2 separate regions of the Mus musculus genome follow, and region 1 is linked to region 2. The links are chromatin loops, found by intact Hi-C in ENCODE. Cell type or tissue: gastrocnemius. All regions are shown on one strand. Links, peaks and the distances in the headings refer to the core of each region. The heading gives the core; the rest is flanking DNA. Region 1 overlaps Itpkb (inositol 1,4,5-trisphosphate 3-kinase B). Region 2 overlaps Itpkb (inositol 1,4,5-trisphosphate 3-kinase B).

Evidence for each region. Hi-C counts contacts between places; a loop is a spot of excess contacts. Peaks named below come from ENCODE experiments on the same cell type or tissue, not always from the same donor. Only the 100,000 strongest peaks of a DNase experiment are listed, where the experiment ranks them.
Region 1: it touches region 2 in a loop (2.7-fold over the local background); 8 of 42 quality-filtered maps call a loop at or near these places.

Annotation. Positions count from the first base shown.
Region 1 is chr1:180,412,363-180,420,833 of GRCm38, forward strand. It overlaps Itpkb (inositol 1,4,5-trisphosphate 3-kinase B), which reads left to right. Exons shown (of 8, transcript NM_001081175.1): 3 at 312-411; 4 at 1,425-1,638; 5 at 5,792-5,996; 6 at 7,896-7,997. Among named protein-coding and RNA genes, the nearest start is that of Gm39712, 8.2 kb to the left of the region's middle. In gastrocnemius, for the core only: no CTCF peak of the experiment used is centred there; no DNase peak of the experiment used is centred there; H3K27ac peaks cover 941 bases.
Region 2 is chr1:180,348,086-180,356,556 of GRCm38, forward strand. All of the region lies in intron 2 of Itpkb (inositol 1,4,5-trisphosphate 3-kinase B), which reads left to right. Among named protein-coding and RNA genes, the nearest start is that of Itpkb, 22 kb to the left of the region's middle. In gastrocnemius, for the core only: no CTCF peak of the experiment used is centred there; no DNase peak of the experiment used is centred there; H3K4me3 peaks cover 61 bases; H3K27ac peaks cover 1,039 bases.

The sequences.
Region 1 (8,471 bases), core at 3,688-6,187, 65 kb after region 2:
CTCCTCACCTGGTACTCAACAGTCACAGGTGTGTGCCCTCCCTACCTGGTACTCAGCAGTCACAGGTGTGTGCCCTCCCACCTGATACTCAGCAGTTATCTATAAATGGCCTTTCTGTGGAGTGCTTCCTCATTAATGCTCATTTACCATAACATCTACAAATAAAATGTGCGGCAACACCTTGCTGCTGGGTGACAGTGACCCCTCTAGACTGAGATCACTTGCTTTGGTACAAAAGGTCATTTTCCTTGTGAGCTTGTTTGAACTGGTTTATGTCTGTCACTCAGAGTGCTCTGTTTGCTGTCTTCCAGAGCAAGTCATGGAGAAAGATAAAGAACATGGTGCAGTGGTCCCCCTTTGTCATGTCCTTCAAGAAGAAGTACCCCTGGATCCAGCTGGCAGGACATGCAGGTAGTACACTCTGTTCTCCTAGAGAGGTACCAGGTGAATGTGGGTGGATGCTCCAGGAGAGGGCAGCCCTGGAACAGACCCTGGCAGAAGGTGTTATCCTTACACTGCCTGTAAGTGCCTGTAGACAGTTGTCCTTTCCAAAGTTCTTGACACATTATCCCCAAGACTACACCTACCCCAGCCCCAGCCCAACCTCACTTCCAGTCTCATCGATAAAACTTCTTTATCGATCAGTTCTTTATAACTTGTTTGCCCTTTCTAATCCTGGACAAAGGGATTAAGCTAAGCCACTTCAGCGTGCGGCCACTGTGTGTGCCTACATCGCCCTGTTCTGGGGGCTGTACTGTCAGCAGAGATGGAGTCTCTACCAGGAAGGAACTTGAACTGGAGGGAGATGTGACCAAGTCACCCCATAGCCACCAAGGTGCTGGCAAGGTCATCTAGCCACCATATGAAGCCCTTTTTCTTGCACTGTCCTCTGGGAATACCTCCATAGCCACCCCAGATTTGGTCCTTGTGACTTCACCGACCTGCAGGTTCTTCACAGGGCAACACAGACTTAGACCAAGACGTAGATAGACACCCTTTCTTAATACTCCCTGACGGAATAACTGAAGGAGCACTACCCAGGTGGCCTGTGCATTGGACACACTCTTTTAGCCCACTCTGCGCCCTGTGTGGCACTGGGCTTTTTTTCCTAAGACTCAGCAACACCTGCTTCATTAAGAGGTAGAGGTGGGGTGCTTGTTATAATACTGAGGGGTGGATAGAACTATACCAGGGTTGTAGTCAGTGGATGAGTGGCCAGAACTCAAAGCCTTAAGGGGCTTGTCTACAAATGGCCACACCTCAACCCTCAGGTCAGCCATAGCTGTAACATCTCATCTGGGGTGGGGTTGGGAGGAGGGAGTGGTGTCAGATGCAGCTTCTAAGGGACTGTTACAAGGTGACGGGGTCCCTGATGCCTCTGGCTTCCGCTGAGGCTAGAGGTCCTTCTCCTACTTACTCCACAGGGAGCTTCAAGGCAGCTGCAAATGGCCGCATCCTTAAGAAGCACTGTGAGTCTGAGCAGCGCTGCCTGGACCGGTTAATGGCGGATGTGCTGAGACCCTTCGTGCCAGCCTACCATGGGGACGTGGTGAAGGATGGGGAACGCTACAACCAGATGGACGACCTGCTGGCTGACTTCGATTCGCCCTGCGTGATGGACTGCAAGATGGGTGTCAGGTGAGCCAGGCTTTTTGCAGGTGTGCCCCGCCCCCATCCTGCCTGGCTGTACAGAGGACACTTGGAAGCTGGCCCCACTCTGCCAAGAGCCTCTTCTCCTCGAGGCAGCCCTGGCTGGATGCTGAGGCTGTTGGGGAGCAGACAGAGGAGATGCACACTAGTCAGGTGGGAGGTGAATAGCCATCAGGGAGGAAGCAAGACAATGACCTCCTGGTACAGGGGAATAGAGAGGGAGCACAGAACTGGCTTGTAGCATATGCTGGTTTCAAAAAAAAGAAAAGAAAACAGATCTGACACTAGGGTACAGCTAAGAGTGGAGCTACAGAGGCCCCTGCAGCAGGTAGAAGATAGGCCTGAGGTGATTCCAGACCTTGCCAGGAGCTCCAAGCCTATGCTAAGCTCCACAGTCTGGAGGGCCAGAGAGCCTCAGGCAGAAGTGGACACCATCCCTACCTTTTGGCTGTCCACCTTTCAGGCTTCCAGCATGGCATGACGAGCCCAGAGAACCTAATTTTGGCTGCAGACATGCACACTAGACAGTGGACTGAGCTCAGAGCTGGTGCCTAAATCTGACTTGAATAGCCTGACTGAGCTATTTCTTCAGCACATGGGCAGGTGCATATGAGTGTGTGTTTTTATGCATGCGTGTGCATGTGGAGGCTAGAGGTTTGTTCAGTTCCTCTGGAACTGACGAACTTGTTTTATTAAAACATCATTCATGGCTGGAGAGATGGCTCGGTGGTTAAGAGCACTAGCTGTTCTTCCAGAGAACCCAGGTTCAATTCCCAGCACTCACGTGGCGGCTCACAACTGTCTGTAACTCCAGCTCCAGAGGATATGATACCTTCACACAGACATACATGCAGGCAAAACACCAATGCACATAAAGTAGAAATAAATAAATCTTTTTTTTAAGACCTCAGCTTCTCTGATTAGGGGGCTGGGTGGCCATGCAGCCTCAGGTCTCCACCCGCCTAGTGCTCGGAGGACAGGCACACACCACCATGTTCTATGATAGTGTGGTCCTCAAGTCTGTGCCAAGCACTTTACCAACTGAGCTATCTCCCCTGTCCCTCGCATATAGTGTCTTTTATATGAAGATGGCAAGGAGGAAGGGAGAGCCCAGTGTACTCGGATTACACCAATCATCTTCCTTCTTTCCTTCTCATCCCTCCTAGGAGTTCTGTGTCCATATCAGCCCCTGGCAACTGGCCAAGACCAGTCCCCTTGCTCTTATCCCGAGAGTAGGGATGGATGGGGTCATGGAGCAATACAGGGCCTGCTATTGGCTCCTCTCCACCACTCGCCACCTCCTCCTAGTTCCAAGGCCCTGGATGTCTTGGCTCCCAGGGAGAAAGCAGAATGTCCCTGTAACTACCATACAGCCTTGGATCTCTGGATATCTTATTTTTGTCTCTAGAAAATTCTTTCCACAATGCACTAGAATATGCCCACTCAAGCAGAGGCCCTGCCCTTCCTCCCAACATTAGGAAGACGGGGACTCAGTCTGCCTGCAGGAGAAGGAGGTGGGCACAAGCATAGCCCCACTAGGCATTCTTGCAGGTGCCCAGACCAGTGCAATTACACAAAGTCAGCTCTGCCTTGCCTCCAGCCTTGTGTGCTCCCTAGAAAGATGCAGGAATGGGGCACCCACTCCCCTCTCTTCTAGCTTAATACCTTTTCTCTCTTTGTACCTCAGAGCTCTCCTATCCAAGAGGGCTTAAGTAACCCCATCCCTGGTGGAGTTAGGGAAGAGGAGACCACCCCAAAAGCATCACTCACAGCCCTTATTTCCCCACACACAGTCCCTAAGGGCCTCCTTAACTCTGAGTACTTCTACTACATGCTTCAACTGTATTGTCCCTGTGTGTCCCAGGGCCAGCCACACCACAAGGGTAGCCTGTGCTACCATTTGAGCGGGAGTCTCCAGGGATGCCTTCCCACGTAGCAACATAGTACAATGTACCCAGGCCTCTGCACTGCACACCAGGACCTCAACCGTGGCCTGCCCTCCATGGAGACGCCAAATACAGTAGCACAGAAACATAGCCCTCTGTGCCTGCACCAAGATAAGTAGGTCATGGCTGTCCCTGCCGTGGAAAGAGGCTAGGACACGGATCCTTGTCAAACACCAAGTCAGGGCATGAATGAGGCAGAGGCTTACAAAAATGGTGAGAAGGCTCGTCAGCAGAGCCAGCCTTAGCCATGGTGTGTATGGGTCCTGAGGGAAGGCACGGAGACCTGGACGCATCTTAAATCAGGGTGTTTCTAGGACCTGGAACCTGCCTCCAGGAGAGTGGTGCTCACACTGCACCCTCGGGCTTACAACTTCCCACTGGATGTGAGTGTATCTTCTGTCATCCAGACCTAGAGCTGGTTTCCAGCCCCCAGCCCCTGGGGAAGCTGCTCTGGCCCTGACCTGACACCTGTTGGCCTTGCATGGACTCACCGCCTCCCTTTCTTTGTTTGAGTCAGCCTCTCCCCCAGAGTCCAGCCATGGGAGCACCTCTCTGCTACCCCAAGTTAATTCTCTGTGCTCCAGAAGTTGATGCGCAGGTCTCCCTCCCCCTATAAGAGGATCCCGGGCTTCCCTCTGCAGTAACAAGTTTCACTGGTTCCTATAATAGACCTGTTTCCTAGCTAGTATCCATTGAGAACATCTCTTCCAAGCCCCATTCTGTGCCAGAGGAACAAGCGACTCTGTCTAGCTGGAGCTGTGGGGACCCCCTTTGAAGAAGGGTCCATGGGATCAGAGCTGTGGTGTTGGTGTCCACTTCCTGTTTAAGGAGCTACTGAGAACTCTTTGTAGAAGTTAGCCTGCTTTGCAGACCTGTTTTGCACCCTTATGCGTGTTAGGAATGAATTCCTCCCCCTCTCCCCCATGGCACATGGGTCGACTGACAACTTGGTATCTGAATGCACAGTGTGGTGTGCTGTGTGCATGAGTGCACGGAATGTGTGTGTGTACAAGCACCCAACCAGAAGCTAATGCACCCTCCCCTTATGGCCTTCCTAAACAACCAAGACATGTTTATACACACAGACCCCAGGTAATTCGGAGTTTCCTTTCAGTGTAATACCAGTGGGTACAGGTTTCTGAAATTGTCTCCTTTGTAAGATGGAGATTTGTGTTCTGTCTGTTATGAGACCCAGAATGGCAGAATGGAAGATTGTGGTGGAGAGATGACTTGTGGGGGAAGGGGAGAAGAGTGGACAGGAGAGAAGGGAGGGTGCTCTGAGGGCAGCTTACACCCACGCAGGCCACAGGGGGCCCACTTCCCCATCCTGCAGCGAACTGCTGACTGCTGCCTCATGAGGGCCCTGGTCAGCTTGCACTTGGGTGGAAGAGCTCTTGTAGGGGAGAAAGGCTAGGGTGAGTCATTTCCAGTTGGAGGAGGTGGTGGGAGTTTTCAGAGGGGAGTTGGAGGCTAGTGTTAGGACCAGAATTGGTCCCCAGAGTTCTGGGCCAATGACTCCACCCCCAGCTGCTCTGAGCCTGGCTTGTCTCTGCCTGTCACCTCTCCTAAGGGCTTAGTGCCCTCACCTGGTCAGCCTGCAGATTCTACTGTGCAAAGGGGGGGGGGGGGGGATGGACATGCTTTAGTCTTCCTGGGATCAGAGGCTCTGTGACCTGTTATGGTGGAGACCGTAAGAGTGCCAGTCTAATCTCTGAAACATTACTGGGCTACAGAGCCCACTTTTATTCTGACCTTGGTGCTTCCAAGAACCTTGTTGCAAAAAGCCAGAGATGCAGCCCTGCGTCATGCTGCATGAGGACAGGGAGACAGACTGGAAGGACAGAATATGCTCTCCAGGCTGCCAGGGTACAACAGAGTTCCAAGGGGAACCCTGCCCTCTGTCTCTCTTCCACAAACTGACCACTGTCCCGCCATCTTTCTTCTCTTGCTGACCCTAGAAAAGCTTCCTTGTGGGCAGTTCTGAGTTTATCAGGCCTTCATAGTCATCCAGCATCAAGGTGCTCTGGGCCTGGGTGGTACATGGCTTTCCTAATGAATTCATCCCATCCTAGATGTCACTCTATTGTGCACTGTCCTGAGTCAAAGCACAGCCAACTCAGGGCCTTCATCCATCAGACGTGACTCCAGGGAGTTGTGGCCCAATCCTGGACTCATGTCCTTCACCTCCCATACAGGACATACCTGGAGGAAGAACTCACCAAGGCCCGGAAGAAGCCTAGCTTGCGGAAGGACATGTACCAGAAGATGGTCGAGGTGGACCCTGAGGCCCCCACTGAAGAGGAGAAAGCCCAGCGAGCTGTGACCAAGCCACGTTACATGCAGTGGCGGGAAACCATCAGTTCGACAGCCACCCTAGGCTTCAGGATCGAAGGCATCAAGGTGAGATTTGTAAGGCATTGCCTGAGGCTGCTGAGGTCCCGTGGTTCTCAGTGATGAAGGCCTTGGGAGACTGGAATCTATAAGCCTCGCCCTACAGGCCTAAGTATGGACAGCCAGCCTCAGGGGTGTTGGCCCATTCGGCAGCCTGGGGTACTGGTGGTCTGGCTGTAGCAGGCCATCAGACCTGGGGGCTGGGGTGGCTTGTTTGTACAGCTGTACAGAGGCCCTGAAGAGAAGCCAGCTTATAGACTTGCCACAGGGAAAATGTTGACTCATGCTAGTGAGGTGCAGGTAAGGGGAGCGTGTAGCGGCCTGGGATCACCTTGGGAGCCTCATCCTTCATCCTTTCCTCTTGGATACCCTGAGGAAGACCTCAGAAGACTGTCCTTGTCCCTTTGTTCCAGTCCAGGTCCCTAGCTACTAGAATTGCAAGACGCAGCTAGGAACAGAGAAAGGGGATACACGGTTCTCATCGTCTCAGGTGGTCATTCCTTCAGGGAAGGTGGCAGTCACTCAGGGGCCCTGCTCCTTCCTTTTGTTGCCCAGGCTTGGTCTGCCTGGCCTGCTCTCCAGCATGGAGTTGGGTTGGGTAGCTGAAGTAAGGGGAAGCTCTGGTAGTCATCTCTCACACAGTGTGTAGATGTGATCACCAGTGTCTCACGGGCTTCTAGAGCTGGGGACTAAGAAAGCCACTTGTCCTCCTTGTCTTCAAAAACCAGCCTTCCCTCCTGGCAATATTCAGCTCTCAGGCTGGATTCAAATTATATACATGCATGCTCTCCATCCCTTGTCTATCTGAACTGCATGTCCTGGCATCTCTCACCCAGGCACGACATGCTCCCAGTCTCTGGTCTCTGCACCATACAGCCAACAGCATCCACTGGCCTAGAGAGGCTGACTGGACACACCCTCACCTGCCCTCCTTTGCCTCAACTAACAGAAAGGGCCTATGAGAAGGGCTTCCCTGAGGTGCCATTCCCTCAGACCTGCGGCTCTTCTGCAGCCAGCCTTCCTGATGTTACAGCTGTCTCCTAGGTCAGCCTGAAGAGAGGAAGCACTGGGCTCTGAGCATGGAGATGGTGGTTTGTGGAGTAGAGATACAGTGATGTGGGCTTAAACCTTGGCTCTGGGGAAAACCTATAGCAGTCCCCTGGTCTGTAGTGCATGACAAGACCCAGACCAAATGTCTGGAATGTAGAGCACCAATAGGAACATGTGCACATATATACATAGATGTATATATGCATGTACACACTTACATAACCCCCCATGCAAATACATACCAAACATACCACACATATACATACTACACACACATATCACACACACACACACACACACACACACACACACACACACACACACACTTATTTTTTTGCCTTTTTCCTTCAAGGAGACACTTTACAGCTTCTGTTTACCATATCATAAAAATTGCCAGCATTGTTGCTCTCGTGCTTTGGGCCACTATTAAATGACCATCACTTGACCACAAGCCTATGACAGGCTGACTGTTAGCCTGATCATTCAGATGGCTGCTACCACATTAATGAGACACACTGTGAGTCACGGGCCCAAGACAAGCTTCTGAGCAGGACGTGAAGCTGGCCATACCTTGGGGCCCTTGCTGCCCTTACGTAGAGCAAGGTCCTGCCCCATTGTTGTCTCGGATACCCCTCACACCACCAAGACTTCCTAAAGTGGTGTGTGGCCGGGGATCTGGAGCCACTGTGTACACCCCTCAGCTGGGGTCTGGGACGGGCTCTCCTGGACCAGGTGACAATCACCTGGTTACACCTGGCTTGCTTTACCGTCCCTGGGCACCTGACCACCTCCACAGAGCAGCAAGAGGGTCTGTCCCATGGGCCCTCTGCTGACCCCCGTGGGTGACTCCCTCCTCAGAAGGAAGATGGCTCTGTGAACCGTGACTTCAAGAAGACCAAAACAAGGGAGCAGGTCACCGAGGCTTTCAGAGAATTCACTAAGGGAAACCAGAACATCTTGGTGAGTGACGCCTTCAGTCCCTCTGCCCCAGCACAGTGCCCTTCCATGTCAGGGAACAGTGATAGCAGGAGTCCGTGAGCACCTGCTGCTGGCTGGGTGTTGTACAGACAAGCAAGCAGACCTTCTGTCTCCACTTGACAGATCAAAGACTTGAGAGAGATCAAGGATGCATAGGCAGGAAAAGGCTGAGCTGGGATTCCCACCTAAGTTGGCCTGACACAGGCCCCCTGCCCCTCCTGATGCCTCCAGGCCCAGACCTATAAGGCTGGAATGCACACAGTAGGTCTGCAGTGCAGTCCTCTAGTTCCGGGGAACCTTTCCGGATCATTTCAGATCCTCTGAGTCAGGCCACTGACTGCATTTCCAGCTGTTGCTAGGGACTCCGGGACAAGGCTGACTAGCCCTGCCTGGCTGTGCCTCTGATATTCAAATCATCATTGAAGGACCCTGTGTGATATAAACTTCCCTAGTGGC
Region 2 (8,471 bases), core at 2,887-5,386:
TTTACCCTGTGGTATTGCACACTTCATTAACAGTCAGATCTCTCTCTAAGCAGCCATCTCCTGCCTCGCCTCCCGCAGTTACTCTTGTAAGGCTGGCACTGGAGTGTGGTTCAATAGCAAAGTGCTTGCCTAGCAAGTTGGAAGCCCTGGGCTCATCTACAGCCTTGAAGGAGAAACATTCTTGCTGCTGTCCGAGCCTGATCTCCTGGTCTGTTACGGTTGACCTCAAAGACCAAGGGGCTTTGGGATGGCAGGAAGGACTTCTGGAACGTAGGTGATGACGGTGAGCCCTAAGGACTCACGGGTTAGCTTGAGGGGGCAGTGCCCTGAATGGACCGTGTGGTGGGTTGCTGGAGACCACTCTTTTGACTGTAATTTGGGAACATGTGACACTGGTTTTGGAAATAGTTCAGTGTGACCTTGGAATGTAAGCCCCAAATATAGGTTTAAAAGTGGATGGTGGGCTGGGGAGATGACTCAGGTGCTGAGGTGTTGCCTTATGAGGAAGGAATTTGATCCCCAGTGATCATTCGGGAAGCCAGGCGTAGTGATGCATGCTGGGAATCCCAGTGCTGAGGAGGGTAAACCCCCCAGTAGATCTCTGGGGGTTGCTGGTCAGCCAGTCCAGCACATCGGTGGGTACCAAGCCAAGTGACAGACCCTGTCTCAAACAACAAGGAGTATGGCACCTAGGAATGATATCCAAGGCTGTCCTCTGACCTGCACATGCATATGTGCTTGTGCACATTCGCGCATACACACGTGTGTGCACACACACACACCTGTGACACATAAAAATGGGGTGGAAGTAACTTGGACTTGCATTTCTTATGGAACTCACTGGGAATCATAATTTCCCTAGGGTTAAATGTGTTGGATACAGGGAGACATGGTTGGAGTTCAGGGAGATGGCTCAGAGAGCGGAGCTGATTGTTGCTTAGGTAATACTATATCTAAGGAAGAACAGCGTGTGTTCACGGCTGCTCCCAGCAGCATTCGAGTCAGGCTCAGGATCAGCTTTCTGCTCCTGGAGGTGGAACACAGAAGACTTTTCCTCCCAGATGAATGTGTCTTTGTTTAATAATATGGACTCAGTGGATGCAACTATAGCAAAGGGGACCTAGGGAAACTGCCCTAAACAGATGCTCAGACAGAACCAGGCCCTGAGTGGATGACAGTGGCATCTCCAGATAATCATTCTGTAGCCCCACCCTCAGGGACTCTGCTTGCTGCAAAGAGAGAGGATGGTAGATATGTCCTCAAGAAGCACTTGTGTGTGTGTGTGTGTGTGTGTGTGTGTGTGTGTGTTAAATGCAGCAGCCAGACATTCTGGAGCAAGGTAACCCTTGCAAATTGATCTCTCTCTCTCTCTCTCCCTCTCTCTCTCTCTCTCTCTCTTTCTCTCTCAGAATTATTTAGCATAGGATCCCATTACAGATAGTTGTGAGCCACTGTGAGGTTGCTGAGAATTAAACTCAGGACCTCTGGAAGAACGGTCAGTGCTACCACTGAGCCATCTGCGAATGGGGTAAACACTGCTGGGGACTGGTAACGCATTAGGTATCCAATTGGAATTGAAGGCCATCAAGATAGTTACTTGCCAGCCGGCCTGTGATGGCGCAAGCCTTTAATCCCAGCACTTGGGAGGCAGAGGCAGGCGGATTTCTTGCCTAGGAACCACACCTCAATAAGGATATTATTCTCACTTAGGTGGTGGCGGTAGAGAGGCCTAGGATCTCTGATTGCCTCAGGGTTCCTTACTAGCAAGAGAAGTTAGCACTGAGGTGTGACCTGCAGGGACACTGTGACTTCTTACAGACAAAGGGGCATAGCAGTTGCCTGGGTGAGCATTGGAAAGTCCATTTGGGACTGTGGGTGACCTGGCATGTGTCACCCCACCTGGGTGGGGTGGTGGCAGCCTCTCGGGATTCCTGAGTTTGAAGTTACTCAAGTTCTACCTCGATTCCTCTGAGGTTTTAGGAGAGGGACATCTGTGTGTAGCCCAGGGTTGGGCTATTTCTAACAGAGCTGCTGTGAATGTCTGTATTCATGCTTTTGTGTAAGCATGAACCCATTCCTCCACAGTAACTACCCTGAAGTGCAGTTGCTGGACTCTACGCATGGGAGATGTGTTTTACTTAGGTTTGGTTTCTTTTAAAATAATTTCTTATTCTTTAGGCTTATCTACTTAGTTAAAGGAAACTTCCAGACTGCCTTCCAGAATGGCATCTCACTCTACACTCTCTCAACAATGGGGGTGACAGTGTGTCTCCACATCCTTGCCAGCACTGGGCATTGTCACTTTTAAAAATTTTAGCCATCCAGACAATCAGGGATAAAGGCCACCTTTTTGTTTGTAAACATTTATCTATTTAGGGATGTCGGGGGTGGGGGGGGATTGAAGTTAGGACCCATGCATGCCAGGCAGGTGCTCTGCCCCTGAGCTACCACACGCATAGCCTATTAATGTGCTTTTAATTTGTTTACACCTAACGGCTCACAGTGGTAAATACTGGTTTATGTTCTGACTGCATCCTTCTATTGAGTGATCTGGGTTTTAAAAATAAAAATGCCGGATGAGGGATTTAGCACAGTCGTCAAGTGCTTGTCTAGTGTGTGTGAGGCCTTGGGCTTTGTCTCTAGCACTGAGGGGGGAATGCACAGAAATGCTGTGGAAATGGGGCGGTGAAGCCGGGGGCTTGGAGTTCTGCCTCACAGGGATGTAGGTGAGGGTGCCTTTCTGCTCTTACAACTGTCTATTCCGAAATAGAACGCTGCTGATTGGTAGGCACCCTCGGTGGTGGCTGGAATGCGCAGGCAGCCAGGGTGGCAGTCCGGCCCAGGAATCCGTCCTGTCCCACCCTGTCTCCATGGGACCCCTCCCAGACTGACTCAGGTGTTATATTTAAGGAAAGTTGTCTGTGGGCCGTTGGGCTTGAAAATAAAAACAAACAAAGAAGCAGATGCTGAATTGTCTCCTCACAGACGCCATTGTCTTGGGTTCCTTCTGGGTCTCTGGAAAAACAAAACAACCCCCACCCCAACCCCCAGAAAGACAGCAAAGGAGAGACAGGATCCAGAGCAGAATCCCCATGTGTGTCTGTGTCTGTGTCTGTGTCTGTGTCTGTGTCTGTGTCTGTGTCTGTGTCTGTGTCTGTGTCTGTGTCTGTGTCTGTGTCTGTGTCTGTGTCTGTCTGTGTCTGTGTGTGTGTCTGTGTGTGTCTGTGTGTGTGTCTGTGTCTGTCTGTGTCTGTCTGTGTCTGTGTGTGTCTCTCTCTGTGTGTGTGTGTGTGTGTCCCCGTGCGTGTGTGGGTATGCACACACCCCAAACCATTCTGCTTCCACATGTTGTATATGTGGGTCCTTTTCTACAACCATTTCCCTTCCTCTGACAGATTGAGTGCCTTCAAAGCTCAGGCCCAGCTCTGGGCGAAGCCCATTTCTGTCAATGGTTCTCCCTTTGGGTCTCTATCACCTAGGCCAATAAAACAACCCCCACCCCAACCCCCAACTCTTTGGATTCCGCTTTGTGATTTAGTTGTATGGAAGGCTCTTGAAAGGCTTCTCCTTTCTTGTTTTAACGTCATGAAAACGCGCAGCTGCGGATTTCAAGATTTCTCCTTATTCTTAGGGCTCTGCCAGCCCAGACACCAGCGGAGGGGCTTGCCTGCATCGGGAAGCAGGGGAGAGGCACACATGTGTGCTTAACATGTCTGTCTGTCTTTGTCTGTCTGGCTAGTAGTGTTGGTGGGGCTTTGAGTGTGTGAAAGCAAGCAAGCACCTCAGCCCAGATTCTGATGAGTCCGGAGAAATGAAAAGATGCGTCGTCCGCGCCTTAGTCTAGGATTTGGAAAATCGCCTCCGGTGAGCTTGTGTTAAGTGGTCACAAGAAGAGGATTGTTTTCTACGTGGGCTTGAAGGGGTTCTGGGAAATGAGCAGCCAATTCTCCTAAGTATCCTCGAAGCTTTAGAAGGAGGAAGTCTCGGAAAGTCACCCACTGCCCATCCATGTTGTCCCAAAGGCCCAAGAGAATTCCTCAGCTCATTGTGGTGGTCAAGGTCAATGGGGGAGGGGCAGGGGAGGGAAGGGGTCCAAGCCCAAATGCATAACTAAAACAAATGATGGTTTGCTTTGAGTGTTTTTCTGGTTTGATACATTTGGAGAAACTGGGGCTGGTTTGAAGTTGCTTAATTGATTTTTTTTTAATTAAAAAAAAAATCTCTTGCTTTATTTGGGATTCAAATTAAAATTCTATGCTTGTGCTGAGTTTTAGCCCTAAGACCTCAGTTGGTTATCAGCAAAAACCCTGGCTCAAATCCCTTCCTCTAGATGGCCTTGTTATGTGCCCTGAACTTGAATTCTTCTAGATGGGCGAGCGTGTTTATCTTCTGCTGTCCCTGGGGATTCCTGTGTGTGCCAGACCAGCACTCTACCAACTGAGCCGTGCAGAGCCCTCTCTTCTGGGTTTTAAAACCATTCTTGCTCAGGGTTGGAGTTCTCTGCACAGAACTAAAGTAAGGAATGAACCAAAAGTGGAGATTATGCATTCTCTCTGTCTCTGTCTGTCTCTGTCTGTCTCTGTCTGTCTCTGTCTCTCTCTCTGTCTCTCTCTCTCTGTCTCTCTCTCTCTGTCTCTCTCTGTCTCTCTCTCTCTCTCTCTCTCTCTCTCTCTCTCTCTCTCCCTCCCTCCCTCCCTCCCTCCCTCCCCTGACAGAGTTTTATCTACTTGTTATAGTAAACTAGCTTTCAGGAGGTGGTGAAGGAGGTGAGCTAACACGTGAGCTACACAAGCCCAGACTTAATGCATACAGGCAGTTGGGGATAGTTACACAGGAACGTCCATGCCAGGGTCAGAGAGCACAGTACAGTACTTGACGCCTATTATGCATCTGTCATGTGTCAAGTAGTGCCTGAGAAGTTAAAGTGACATGCTTAAAACTGCAGCAACACAAGTCAGGAGGTGGCCTCAGACAGCCTTGCTCTAGAACTGAGTGTCTCAACCTTGGCACTATTGGCATTTGGGAACAGTTGTTGTAGGGGACACTGTAGGATGTTTAGCAGCACTCTTGATGGAGAACATTTTGTCAACCAAAACGTTCCTGGTGGTTAGGTACCGTGGCACTCACCTGTCATCCAGGCAACCCAGGAGGCTGAAGCAGGGGGACTGTCTGAGCCCATGAGCAGCATGGGCAGCACTGTGAGACCTTGTCACTACCACAAGGGGCTTGGATGTTTCTGGGTATCTGTAGAGCTATTGCTCCTCATCGGGAGACACGATTGTAAAGCTCCCTCCTGTAACTGTTGCTTTGTCTAGTTCTCCCAGAGAAGGAGCACACATGCCCTAAGTGTGTTTGTAGAGCTATGTATAGATTTTGGGTGGAAACAGAAGGCAGATGCCAATCAATACTATCTAAGGCCACAAGAGAAATATTCTCAGAGATGGTGTTGATGGATCTGAAACTTGAAGGCATTAACCTGGTCACGCAGGAAAATGTCACAGACATAAGAAATGGAGGCAGGCTTGCGTGGGGTGTGCGACAGGTCGTTTGCTCTGTACCCCCTTGCTTTCTCCCGTTCTTCTCTTGGCCATGTGATCCTTACTCAGGAACAGGATGAGCTAAATGTGGGGCAGTAACGAGCAACTTCCCATCAAACAGCTGAACGCAACGAACCTTTCTTCCTTTCTACACACCTGATCCAAGTACGGCTCCACTACCTCTCACCCTTGCCTAGGCTTGGGCTGCCAACGCCCATTGCTACGACGGAGGGAACTAGCTAGGCAGATGACCTGCAGAGTTGTGAGGCTGCAGCCCAGAGATGTGACACACAACACTTCTGCTCACATTCAGACAGCAGGACAAGTCTCATGTCGTCACCAAACTGAGGAGCCAGGGCGTGGAGCCCTACTATGTGCCCAGAAGAACTAGAAATATTTGAGAGTTAAAATGAACTGTGGGGGTGTTTGTTGGCGTGTGTGTGGGGATACAGCCTGTGGGTGGTAGGTCATTGGATGAGGTAGGTTCAGGGCGCTAGTACTCAACACCAGGATGCATCCTTCAGCCTAAGCCCAGAGTCCTGGGAGTGACATCCCCCTTAACCTTAAATTATAGCTTTACGGTGCTGGGTCTCAGAAGGCAGGCCACGGCAGCCACTGAGACACATTCTCTCTCCTTGCTAGACACTCCCTGAGGCCACAGCTCTGCCCCCAAGTCCCGGGGTGAGGAGACAGGAAGCTGGCTGCCATGGATCTAAAATGGGATGGGACCGGAAACCTATGACCAGGGTGAAGTCCTTGTCACTCCTGACAGAGGGGCATGGAGGTCTCAGTATGCCAGATAAAAATAGCAGTTGATTGCTGCTTCCCTCCTCCTGCAGCATGTTCTCCAAACCTGATTCCACTCAGTTTCTGAACCATGAAGTGGGCATTAAGTGTGGGGTGGGTTGGGCTCTGGCGCCCACTCACCAGACAAAAGCAGTCAGTCTGGAGATGGGGGCAGGGACAGGACAGAGGCGGGAGTGCCTCCAAAGAGCTGGCTGGGTCCAGGGCCTGCTCAGCTCTGGGTCTTACCAGAGCCTCTACGTGTATGAGTCGCCGATTATACACTTGTGTGTGCGCGCGTGCAGTTTATAAATACATGAGGCAGATATGGATATATGTATCTATATGTATACATGTGTTGTATATATTTGTGTATGTATGGGTGGATATGGGTATATGTTTATATATATACGTCTATATATGTATAGTATGTGTCATTTGTATGTGTCTGTGAGGATATATATATATATATATACACACACACACACACATATATATATGTGTGTGTGTGTGTGTTCATGTTCATGTATTCATGGAATGTATTTTGTATATATGTTATAGATAACATTTTCTTTGGGTATGGCATGAACCCACAGAATGCTGTGGTGAACCTGCACAGGCTTGGTCTGTGACCTGTGGCCGTAGCAGTAACAGAATGGTTAGTAGTGGTGATGATGATGGTGGTGGTGATGGTGGTGGTGATGGTGGTGGTGATGGGGCTGTTAACACTCACTGGTAAAAGGAGGGGAGGGAGAGTCCCCAGGCTCATGGAGGGTTTTAGTTCCCACTCCATCACACTACACTGCCACATACCGTTCAGGAGGTGCTAGAGCATATATGGGAGGTGCGAAGTTAGCTGAAGATGAGACCCCAGGGATGCAGGGTTGCTGAAGTTGTCATCTTCCTGTGCTGAAGTGAGACTTCTCAGTCACCCATGGTCCCGCAGGTAAGCCTAATAAACCCACTAGCAGCCTGGATGGCATCGTTGCTTTGGTCTGTCAGTGGCTCCCTGTCTGGAGAACATATACCTTTACTCACTTCCACCCCAGAAGAAGTCACACGATGGCATCCTGTTCTACATGTGCTGTGGTCGTGTGCATGTGCTATAGCTATGCGTGCACGGACATATGTATGCATGCTGCTCTGTGTATGTGTGCCTGGGGTTGTTTACATATGTTTGTGTGTTTGCGTGTGTGCGTTTAGCTGTGTGCAGGTGTGGGGTGGGTTCACGTACACACGCAGGGGAGAGTGTGATGGTTGCTGGGAGCTGGGTGAGCATCACTTCCTAGAGTGAAAGTTGCCTGTCTTGGGATGCCTGAGACTTCTTCCTCCTCTGGCAGATGCTCCTGTGCTCCCAATGATGGCTCTGGCACTCTGTTTTAATACTCTGACCCGAATTGTTCTTTTCACACCAGGAACAGCCCCCTCCTGAGCATGGCCCTTCTCAGACTGACAGGAACCCGAGCTCAGAGTCCAGAACACCCTGGTGGGCTTGGGTGAGGCACAGCCTGAGGAGTGTAGGACCAGGCCAAGCACAGTTCCCCTTCCCCAAGGGGTGCTCCCTGCCCTGTGACCACTATGCACTTTGGTTCTCTCCGTTGTGAGATGTACGTTGTACAGGCAGCTCAGCAGACAGTGTTTGCAAATGTCTGGGCTCCAGAGATTTGAGCATAGGAAGCCTGGCAGGAAGACACACACGGCCTGGGTTTTCTTTGCCTTTTTCAGTTGCCTACCTTGTGGCAGTGGTGGCCAACACCTGCTTCCCCCTGCACTCTGCTTTGGATCAGGGCTGACTGGAAAGGCAACAGAGTAGAAGGCTGTGGGCCTGGGTGGGTCCTGGAAGCCCTGGAGAAGGCTGGAGGCTGCTGAAGGCTGGGGCAGCAGCCTTAGAGAAAGGGCTGTCTTCTGAGCGAGCCTTACTGTGAGGGGAGGGAGCTGGCTACGCCTGTTGGTACCCAGACCCTGAGGTTTCCGGAAGACACAGGTGCTATGTATAAAACCACACGGTTACCTCTGCCTTGTGAAGTTTCCATTTCCACCCTCTGGCCTGCTGCACAGTGCTGAGGAGGAGACTTCCTGAGGCTCCCCTGAGCTTGGGGGCCAGACCAGGGATGCATTCTGTGGGGGGAAAACCTTCACCCAGGGAGACTC